2 separate regions of the Homo sapiens genome follow, and region 2 is linked to region 1. Evidence: chromatin loops called from intact Hi-C (ENCODE). Cell type or tissue: PC-3. All regions are shown on one strand. Each heading gives the region's core, and the rest is flanking DNA. Links, peaks and the distances in the headings are about the cores only.

Region 1 (5,371 bases), core at 237-5,236:
CTGGGGACGACCAGACAGCGAGTGCTCCTCAGAGCTGATTGCATTTCCTGGCCTTTGATGCCCAAGATCAAAGCAGGGCCAGGCCATCCTGGCCTCCAGGCCTCCTGGCAGCCTCTCTGCCTGCAGGGTCCAGGCTGTGTGGTCATGGTGGCTGGAGAGGGCAAGGCAGCCTGGCATCCCTGGTAGGCCCAGAGCAAGAGCAAGCTAGAGGACCAGGATGTGGGCTGCGGGGGGCTGCAGCCGTGGATATAGCCCATATCTGCTGTCCACGCATGCCTGTGCTTATCATGCTGGTTCTGTGTCCTCAGATGAGATGTTAAACGTGGAGGTCACTAATGCCCAGGTCGTGGGAACTTGGGAGTTGGGTTCCATATGGCCCAGATCAACTGTTACATGAGCCATGCCTTGGATCCTGCAGCCTGTGGAGATGGCTGGGGGGTCCATCTTGCTATAGCAAGAAAGAGCTGTAACACTGCTGTGCAAGCTGGCCTTTCATGGGATCCTGGCTGGGAGGGCTTCAGGGGTGGTTTGGACAAGGGTCTCCATACACAGACCTTCCTCCCAAGGGTCCCCTAGCTCCCCTTGCTGGCCCAAAGGGCTCCATCCTGGGGCATTTCTAGTACCTTCCTTTTATTTGCACCAGCCTGGGCCCCCTTTGGGGAACTAGCCCTGGGGGTTGCTCAATGATGAGAGGACAGCTGCTTAGGGTCCTGCTCCTAGTGTACAGGGAGGCAGATAAGCCCCTCTTGATGCACTGCAGCGATCTGCAGGAGTTGGTCCCCAACTCCCGGGCAGGTTTCCTGGACGTCTTTGCCTGTTATGCCCTTGTGAGGGCTTCAGGTTCAGACGGCTGCCTCAGCTCAGGCCAGACTCCTTGCCTGGCTTCTTCCACCCAGGTGTCCATCGGGTGGTGCTGACTCAGTTTCCCTTTGATGTGAAGCATGCAAGGGGATACCAGGCAGAGGCTAGCCTGGGGTAGGAGTTGGGCAGTGTGGAGGCTGTGTAAAAAATGCTGGGGAGGCAGAGGCTTCTACAATCACATACCTGCAGGGCCTGGGGGCAGGGTCCTCCCCGTGCAGTGGCGTTGGTGTTCCTGCAGGCCTGCGTGTTGCAGCGGGGCCCTGGCGGCTCCAGTGCCCACCCATGTGGAGAGGATTAGGGCCTGGAAAGATACATTTTCCCCTCTTCCTTCTTGGAAAGAGGATCAAGGGGACCTGGTGACAGCCCAGAGATTCTGGGCGTGTGAACAGCCCCACTTCCGTCCATTTCCCAGGCAGCCTGAGAGATGCACACCATCTGCCCCAGTGCCGAGCCTGGAGCCCCCAGCCCACCCAGAAAAGGAGGCACCAGTCGCCTGCTCTTCCATCCTTGGAGGCCCTGCCCTAAAGGGGGAGCAGAGAAAGTGGACTGGGGGCTTCGTGGAAATAAGGCAGCCGCTGGTGATTGATACCTCCTGGGTTATCTGGAGTGGTTACTCTTAACTCACTGGTTGTTCTTGTATTCTCAGGATGTAATTACATTGTGACTTCCTGGGATAGGAGCCCTGATCGCACCCCTACAAGGTTTCTATAGTCTGGGCTTGGTCTTCAGCCAGCCCCTGCCACTGATTTCTTGGGACCTCTGTTGGGCCTTCCAGAGTTTGAGGCTGAGCACAGAAATAACTGTTTCAGTCTGAGCCATGCCCTTGTGAGCAGGAGTAGCAGTGAAGTGGGTGGGAGCATGGTTTAGGTGGCTAGGAAAGACCCAGGGCTCAGGCACCAAGCAGAATTAGGACTGGGGCAGGGATTTTTAACCTGGGAATACGTGCATGGCTAGCCCCTTCCCCACTGCCAGACCTTATTCTCCCTGCTCTGTGTGATGTGTGTGTGAGTTTGCTTGGGCACACACGCAAGAATGAAATGACACTGGTCATCTTCCCCTCCCCTTGCCTCTCTTCTCCTGTCATCTCCTTCTCCACTCCTGTCCTCTTAGCTCTCTCCTTCTCTCTCTCCCTTCCTTCTCTTCCTTCCTCTCTCTCTCGGATACCTCGGACTGGGTGGTGATATATCTCAATTGCCTATGCCATGCCTATGAATAAGGGGCTAGAAACTGCCGTGCTCGGTTCCCAAGCTTGAGGGAAGGTTGTTTCTTCTCCCTCTCTTCCGAGTCCTCAGCATAGCTGAGTGTGGTGGTACACGGGTCTTGTGGGAGGAGGGGATGTGTCATTGGCCAAGAGTGGGGATTGGAGAACAACTCTGAACTTGGTTTTCATGCTGTTCCTCCAACAGGAACCCTCTTTAGATGTGACTTAGTGTGACCAAAGCCATTCTGCTACCCACCCAACAGGATCCCATTCCTGAGCCATGTAAGCCAGGGCCTTGCCACAGGGTTGCTCAGAGGTAGAACGGGGTGGAGGGAAGTGGCTGAGACCTGACCCATGCTAAGACCTTGTGCCTGGCCCCTTCAGCTGACCCTTCCTGAGATTCCTTGTGTTTGAGTGTGTACACACTTGCATGTTTTCCTGTCTGCACACGAGTCAGCCTGCATGGGCAATTGTGTGTATGTATATACATCCATGCACATGAGTCAGTATAGGGAAAATGTGCTGTGCATACACATACGCACTGTACATGTATGCACGTGAGTCAGTGTGGGGATTACGTGCTTGCGTATGTGGGCTCACAAATGGAAGGCTTGGCTGGGAAACCCAAGTCTCCCTGTCCCAGGCCTCAACCCTTGCTCCCTGGGGCCCTGATGGAGGAGAACAGAGAGTCCCCAACTCTCGCTATCTGGGACAGCGGCTTCTGTTGGATTCCCCCCCACCCCTTTCTTTCTTGACACAAATAGCCTGTGGAACAAAGGGAACTGGGGATTTGGATTATTTACACAGTCAACATTAAGCAAGTTGTGGTCTATTTAAATTCTTCTTTATTAGGCTGGGAAATTCCATGGCAAACACTCAGACAGTAAGGAAACCTCCAACGCAGCAGCTCCCAGCTCCTGCCATTGCTGTGGTTCCCCATCTCCTCTCCCCTGCTCCCACCTCTCTGACCCCTGCTTCCTCCATTCAAGCTCCCTGATATCATGCCAACCCCCTCCACCTGACACAAGCCCTCCAGATTCCCCCTCCATGCCTCCCATCCATTGGCCCAAATTTCCTTTCTTCCATCTCCCTTCCCTCTGCCTCCATTTCTCAAACCTCCACCCCTGCCTCCCACCTTGCTTCTTCTTCCTAGACTTGGGAGGGACAGCTGGAAGCCCAGCCCCACACCCAGCATCCAGTCTACAGGCACAGTGTGCAGAGAGAGGGAAAAAAAGCAAGGCCCGTGAAAGCATGGGAGGAGGCAGGTGGTGGCCATCCCAGTGCAATTCATCAATGTGCCTGGGAGGCTGAGCCTCTCTGCAGCTGACTCTGTGAGACAGTTTGAGTGGGGAAAGAAAGGGTCCTATCTACAGGTAGAGCCACAGGGGTGCTCCATGTCTCCGGTAAATTCAACATAGTGACAGAGTGAGACAAGTTGAGGGATCTGATGCTTATGCTAAAGACAGGGGCCTCTGCTGTCACCCAGGCTGACACTCAGGAGCTCTGTGATCTGGGGCTACAGCAGATGATTTGTCTGGGCCAGAGTGAAGGAGACGCCAAGCATTAGGTTTCAGGGCAGTGAGAAGTCCTGGGTGGAGGTGAGGGGGAAGTTGGGCAGAAGAATGGGAGGCCCCTGAGGCTGCAGGGCCAGAGTGGGGAGGGGCAAGCCACTTGGGAAGGGGTCTGCTGGGTAACCTGGTCCTGAGGTAGCTGCAGCCATGTTAGCTGTGTTCTTCAAGACTTTTTCTATGAGGCCTTAGAACCCAGGCCTGGGACTCGAGTCTGGAGGATTCAAGGAGGCTGATGCTCCCCCGTATAGGGCAGGGAATCACTTCTGCTCCTTCAAAGCTGTCAAAAAGTGGCTTCTGGATGTCTCCAGAGGCAGAGGTTTGCACCACTGAAATGCCCCAGCAGAAGCTGGGCCTTCCCAGAGGGGCTCCTGGTGCGGGTGCAAGGGGCCCTTCAGATCCCTCCCCATGGAGCCAGGCAGGCCTGGGGCAGAGGAGGCGCTGAGCATGGGGAAGCTCAGAGGACTGCGAACTTCCTTCAGAGGGGACCCCCTCCGGACCAAGGGTCTACAGGGTTGGTCTCTTCTCCCTTGGGAAGGGCTCTCCATCATGTCCCTGGGGATGGGCCATACCCTTTCTTTAGCCCTGAGGGCTTTTCCAGAGGAAGACATCATCAGGGGCAGAAGGGAAGCTTGAAAAAAGATGAGAGAAGGGGGTGCTGGGAAGGTGGGGGGTGGGAGAGTATGGATTGAGAACCAACAGAGAGCATCCAGTGGACAGCCCAGCCTCCCATTCTTGAGCAGGGGCCCCTCTGCAAGCCCTCAGCTCCAGAGTGCTCTCCTGTCACTGTACTCACCTCTTTTGAAATAGCTCTTTTCTTGTTTTTCTCTGCAACTAGACTGTGAGCCTCCTGAGAGTAGAGAATACAAAGAATTTGCTTTGTAACCCAGTGCCCGGAGTGTGGGTAACAGCAGGAGCTTGTTCAGTGCTAAATGAGCTCAACAGAACTGCATTTTCAGGGGTGCTGGCTGAGCCCAACCCTCACCTTTCTCCCGTAAGCTCAGCTGTTACTTGCATGCCAGGCACTAGTCTTGGTTTTTCTGAAGCCACAGTTTGCATGACAGGGTGGACAGACCCTGGAAAGCCAGAAAGTGATGCTCTCTGCTTTGGGAGTCTGTCCTGAGCCCTTCCCTGGTCTCGGCCTGCTCTGCCCTTGTCTGGTGACCAGTGGCACATGTGCCAAGGTCTGGGCCTCTATCACCCACTCTGAAGGGGACACATTTGAGAAGCTGAACAGATTCTGCTTGGTGGGCAGTGACTAAGTCTTGAGCTGCCCCAGACAAGCTGGGGGACATCTGCCCCACCCCAGGAGAAAAACTCCTGAGGCTGTGCCCTCCAGGAGGAACCCCCTGGGTGTAAGGGTATTTGTGGCAGCCCAGGGGACTGGGGTGAGAAGCAGGTGGCAAGGCCAGGCAGCTGGTTCACACCTGTGGCAGGAAGTCACTGCCACACACCTTTCTCAGAGGGAGAGCCTGTGCCCATGTGCTGAAACCTTTAGGAGAGGGAGCCCACTGAGGGCTGGGAGGCTCATCTCAGAAATCTCCTGCTGGCAGGCTGTGCTGGGGGAAGGGAGACAGGCCCCAAGGGTTTTGGAAGCACAGTTACCTGAGAAGGGGACTCCACAGGTAAAGGTCACTACACCCTGTAGTCCCTTGCTTTAGCTATTGTTTAAACTGATGTTAGCATTATTGACGAACAGCGCACAAATCCCCCTCCAGGCAGGCAGGGCTCAGGAGAGAAA
Region 2 (5,371 bases), core at 245-5,244, 51 kb before region 1:
AAATTCGATCCTATTTGTCAATTTTTGCTTTGTTGCAATTGCTTTTGGCATTTTCATCATGAAATCTTTCCTGTGCCTATGTCCTGAATGGTATTGCTTGGATTTTCTTCTAGGGTTTTGATTCATCACATAAACAGAACTAAAGACAAAAACCACATGATTATTTCAATAGATGCAAAAAAGGCCTTTGGTAAAATTCAACATCCCTTCATATTAAAAACTCCCAATAAACTAGGTATTGAAGGAACAGACCTCAAAATAATAAAAGCCATATATGACAAACCCACAGCCAATATCATACTGAATGGGCAAAAGCTGGAAGCATTCCCCTTGAAAATAGGCATAAGGCAAGGATGCCATCTGTCACCACTCCTATTCAACATAGTATTGGAAGTTCTGGCCAGGGCAACCAGGTGAGAAAGAAATAAATGGTATTCACACAGGAAGAAAGGAAATCAAACTATCTTTGTTTGTAGATTACATGATCCTATATTTAGAAAATCCCATTGTCTCAGCCCAAAAGTTTCTTAAGCTGATAAACAACTTCAGCAAAGTCTCAGGATACAAAATCAATGTGCAGAAATCACTGGCATTCCTATACACCAACAACATGCAAGCCGAGAGCCAAATCATGAATGAACTCCCATTCATAATTGCCACACACACACCTAAGCACACAGCTAACAAGGGAAATGAAGGACCTTTTCAAAGAGAACTACAAAGCACTGCTCAAGGAAATCAGAGATGACACAAACAAATGGAAAAACATTTCATGCTCATGGATAGGAAGAATCAATATAGTGAAAATGGCCATACTGCCTAAAGCAATTTATAGATTCAATGATATTCACATTAAATGACCATTGACATTCTTCACGGAATTAGAAAAAAAGTATTTAAAAATTCATATGGAAGCAAAAAAGAGCCTGAGTAGCCAAGACAATCCTAAGCAGAAAGAACAAAGATGGAGGCATCATACTACCTGACTTCAAACTATACGACAAAGGTACGGTAACCAAAACAGCATGCTATTGGTACAAAAACAGACATATAGACCAATGGAACAGAATAGAGATCTCAGAAATAAGACTTCACACCTACAACCATCTGATCTTCGACAAACCTGACAAAAACAAGTAATGGGGAGAGGATTCCCTATTTAATAAATGGTGCTGAAAACACTCGCTAGCCATATGCAGAAAATTGAACCTGTACCTCTTCCTTACACCATATACAAAAATCAACTCAATATGGATTAAAGACTGAAATGTAAAATCCATTTTCAAACATAGCGCATCATGATGCTAGTTAAGTATCTTAGGTGGGATCCCTAGAAATAGTCACTGAGACAAGGATTTAAATGCAAGCAGGAAAGTAACCCCCAAAGCACCGGGGGGAGGGAAGAAGAGAGACAAAGAAGAGAAGAAGCCGATAAAAGGAGTATTATCAAGTAGCTATCAATGTGGGCAACTGGGGCTCCATCTATGGGAAACTATGGAAGACAGAGTTTTCCAAGCCAGGAGGAAGGAAGCTGGGATATTTATCTTCCATCTTCCCATCTTTCTTTTTCTGAGGGCTACCTCTGGGAGCATTAATTCTCCAGTGTTCTGGCTTGTCCCATGCACAAGCAGAGTCACAGGTTTGTATAGCAGGCAGTCTTTGGTCTGTGGAGGAAGTATTGAGGGGCTTTGGACAGGGGACCAAGAGAGCTTGCTGCAATATGATTTTACAAATAAGGTACATCCTCCACCCTTGCCCTAAACCTCACCAAGAGTCTGATGTGCAATCCAGAGTTAGGAATCACTGTGCTGGTGTGCTATGACAAGGTTTTTGGATAATGCTGGAGATGGTCATTATGAGATGAATAAAAAAAATTAATGAAGTGCCCTGTGGGAGACAGTTTTCCATGGGTCTGTCATGTTTCTGCACATCTTGCCAGGAAAAGCACAGGCTCCTTTTATTCCTGACTACCTTTTCAAGGTTGTTTGCTTAGTTAATAGTTTGAGAAGATAAAGGTATCTCCCTCTGGAGCAAAGGACACCTTTGTTTACTATCCAATATAATAAAGACAAGGCCTTCCTCTGGATCAAAATTTAGGCATTATTATGCCTATTATAAAAGATTCAGGATGCCTAAGCTAGAGATCCCTTCTCTCCTGTAATGCAACCCACTGTGTGTGCAGGCATCACCTGGCCTTCTTTACATTACCCTGTAGGAATTAGGATTCACGGGACTGGTGCCAATGTTGATTCTCTGGTTACTGCTTATTTTTGTGAGTAATGAACTATCCTTTGTCTCTGACCCAGGAGTCTTGTGTCTTCTGCCAGCATCCATGAAACAGTGGCAGCTAGCTTGCTGGCTTGCAAGAAGGACAGAATCTGAGCTCCTTCACAGTTCTTGACACCTCTTCCCTAATCCCCCACCCCAAAGTCCGTGGTCATCATGTAGTTGATGAAAAGAGACATGAGATTTCCTGCTCGGGAGCTCATAATCTACTTGAGGAAATAAGACAAATGAGTAGGAAATAAGAAATTATCTACAACACTGCCTGATGAATAACAGCATAGTCCTTGAGTAGAGGCTCTGAGAGTGGATGGGAGGGAGGGAAGGGTATTTTAGGTGTGAAGAAGATCTGGAGCAAAGCAGGGAGTAAACACAGGGTGTCCAGGACAGTCCTGGGCTAGGTGAGGGTTGGCCCTAACACAGAGAGTCAGGAGTGCCCAGTTGGGGAATGCAGACTGGGCTCTGTGGGTCATGGGGAGTTCTAGAAGCCCCTATATCGTGTTGCCTTTTTTTCTCATGTTCCACCCTTTTTCTTCTCTAGGACTCACTGACCTGACCCCTCCATCTCCCCAACTCACTGTGCCCCAAGGTATCTTGGAAAAATCCCCAAAGAAGATATGGCAGTTTTGTTTGTGTGGCCTGTGAGCTGGGATGGGAGCTGAGTCCAGAGTCCATAAGAGCCCCCACCCACTCTCCTGGGCAGCAACGAAAGACCACCAGGAATGTCCAACAGGGAATAGATTTATGGCCAAGCTAGGAGGAGCATCCCTGTGAAGACACCTACGGAGTCGTTTCGACAGGAGAATTTACAAGCGCCCTCCTTCGCTTGCTACTGAGTGGAAAAATACACTGAGCCCAGAGCAGTGAACTCCTTGCCAAGGCCTGTGACTCATCTCCAAGTCATAAATAACGGGTCCCTCATGACAAAGCAGAGAAGGGAGCCGGGCCCAGGGCCACGTATTTATTAGAAAAGAGAGTGGAACCATTAGTCGGGGGCTTGGTTTCCAGGAAACTCAAACCACACCACAGTAGAGAAGGTCAGGAGGCCCTTCCACAGGAATTCAGACCTGACATTTTTTTCATATTCTCAAACTTTCATGTGGGGAGGAGACCCCTGCTACATCCACCAGAGGCATCCCCTGGCCACCCAGTTCCATGGGCCAGGAGGAGTCTTGCTGTTTCCCAGGCCCTGGGGGCCACTCCACCATCCCCTGCCCCTGATACTTTTGATGGCGACCAGGGGAGGCAGAACCGCCTGTCTCGGTGGCCCCACTGACATCAGGAAACGTTTAGTGCCTGAGAAGTGTGACCTCTGACGAGTTACGACTCCTCCTGAGGCCTCCATTTCACAAACCTTCCAGGACCGCTGTCAGAATGAGGTGGGGGAGTAGACTCAGGACCGTGCAAGCCCATGGGATGAGCTCACAGCCATGAGCGGCATGGTCTAAGGGAAGAAGGAAAGAGAAGAGAAGAGAAAAGTTGGCTCTGCTGGTCTCTCCCTCTGGGTTGTTCCCCTTGTCTCTGTGCTCTTCTCTGTCTCTGATTATAAAGGACTCAGAATCTAAAGGATAATAGATGCAGATGGATGGAACAATAAATCGTGTGGACTGTTGATAAAACCTTTGTGCTTGAAGAAAATACAACTGTGTGTGGTTCTGAGAAGGCTGAACTCATCATCTCCCCCTAAACCCACTCGTGTGTGGTCAACACCACCTCCCTAGTTGTTCAGGCCAGAAAAATGTGTGTCTAGGTTGATACCCCACATCACCCCTACTTCCTGCAGCAATGACCTTTGCTCTCCCCAACTTCTCTTCCTTGGTCCCCACCCCTCCCACCCCTGCCACCCCTCCCACCCCTGCCACCCCTGCCCTGGCTCAGGACACTGACATCCTTCACCCGATAGCATAGGTCTGAGCACATTGCACTCCCAACCCTTTGGTGGCCTCCCCTGATCTTCTGGCTCAAGTCCACTCTCTTCAGACCCCAAATGCAGGCCTGGTGGTGCTATTCCTTCTCTCTTGTTCACGGCTCAAGGCCAGGGGCTGGCGCCTCCTTCTGCATGCTCCTTCCTCAGAGTCCCTGCCCATGCAGACACTTCCCTTAGCCTCCCGAAGCCTTGGTGGCCCCTAACTGCTCGTACTCATCTGTGTCCCCACCCTGGCCATGCACTCCTTCAGGCAGGGGCCATCTTACTCATCTAATCCTTCCTGGCTGCACAGAACCTGGCCTGCAAATGACAGCTGGGGAGAGCTCAAGGAGTGAATGATATGAATGGCTGAAGAGATGAATGAAGTGATGAATCAATCCTGCCTGCATGACAGCTCTTGGCACAGACAGGAATGTGTGCTGCATCTGCTTCCCTGCTCTGAACTGTGCCCTATTTTCATTGCCTTCTTCTGGCCCTAACTAATGACTGGCCTTACACACAGAGGACTAATGGAAGCTCTGTGCGTGGGTCAGCTGTTTGATCTTTGCTACCTCAGCTGTTAGGGAAACTTCACTCTTCTACCCTGATCTATGCTGGGCATTTCAGACACTGCAGGAAGGTCAGGAACATTTATTGTGTTTCCAGGGTCCTGGTTCTGAGATATCGAGGCTGGAAATGCATCCCCCCAGGTGTGTTTCCATGTGCACTGCAATCACAGAGCATGAGCATTGAAGCAGAATGAAATCGCGACACTCAGACCTGAGAAGCGTCACAGGAGTGCTTTGGACCAACATCTTCACTGTACTGATGAGGTCCTTGGAGGCAAGGGCTCGACCTGCAGTCCCCCGTGTTGGTGAGAGGCAGCCCTAGAATCCCAGGTTCCTGACTCCCAGTCCATGCTCACTAGTGAGCCTTTCATGCTCGGCAGTTCCCTCAGCTGTCTCCTCTTGCCACTGCCCCTCCTCCTGATGTTCAGGAGCCCTGGGCTGCTCAAGCTCCCTCTCATTCAGCCAGTGTTGCCTACAAACTCTCTCTCCAGGTATTGCCAGCCTCACTGTTTTCCAGTTCTGTTTATTGTTTATTTTTGCAGATAGTTATCTGCCTCCCATCTAGTATGTGGGGCATAGAATCTATTGCAGGGACAAAGAGACCTCAGCCTTG

What was found. Hi-C counts contacts between places; a loop is a spot of excess contacts. Peaks named below come from ENCODE experiments on the same cell type or tissue, not always from the same donor. Only the 100,000 strongest peaks of a DNase experiment are listed, where the experiment ranks them.
Region 2: a loop joins it to region 1, with 6 times the contacts of the local background. A loop is called at or near these places in 3 of 110 quality-filtered maps.

What each region holds. Positions count from the first base shown.
Region 1 is chr2:71,790,765-71,796,135 of GRCh38, forward strand. No RefSeq gene overlaps it. Among named protein-coding and RNA genes, the nearest start is that of DYSF, 330 kb to the left of the region's middle. RefSeq lists enhancers at 583-1,570, 3,554-4,165. In PC-3, for the core only: no CTCF peak of the experiment used is centred there; DNase peaks (open chromatin) are centred at 2,607 and 2,877; H3K4me3 peaks cover 392 bases; H3K27ac peaks cover 865 bases.
Region 2 is chr2:71,739,880-71,745,250 of GRCh38, forward strand. LOC124907827 (a long non-coding RNA gene) reads left to right here. Exons shown (of 2, transcript XR_007086966.1): 2 at 2,825-3,902. Among named protein-coding and RNA genes, the nearest start is that of DYSF, 280 kb to the left of the region's middle. In PC-3, for the core only: no CTCF peak of the experiment used is centred there; DNase peaks (open chromatin) are centred at 3,182 and 4,582; H3K27ac peaks cover 530 bases.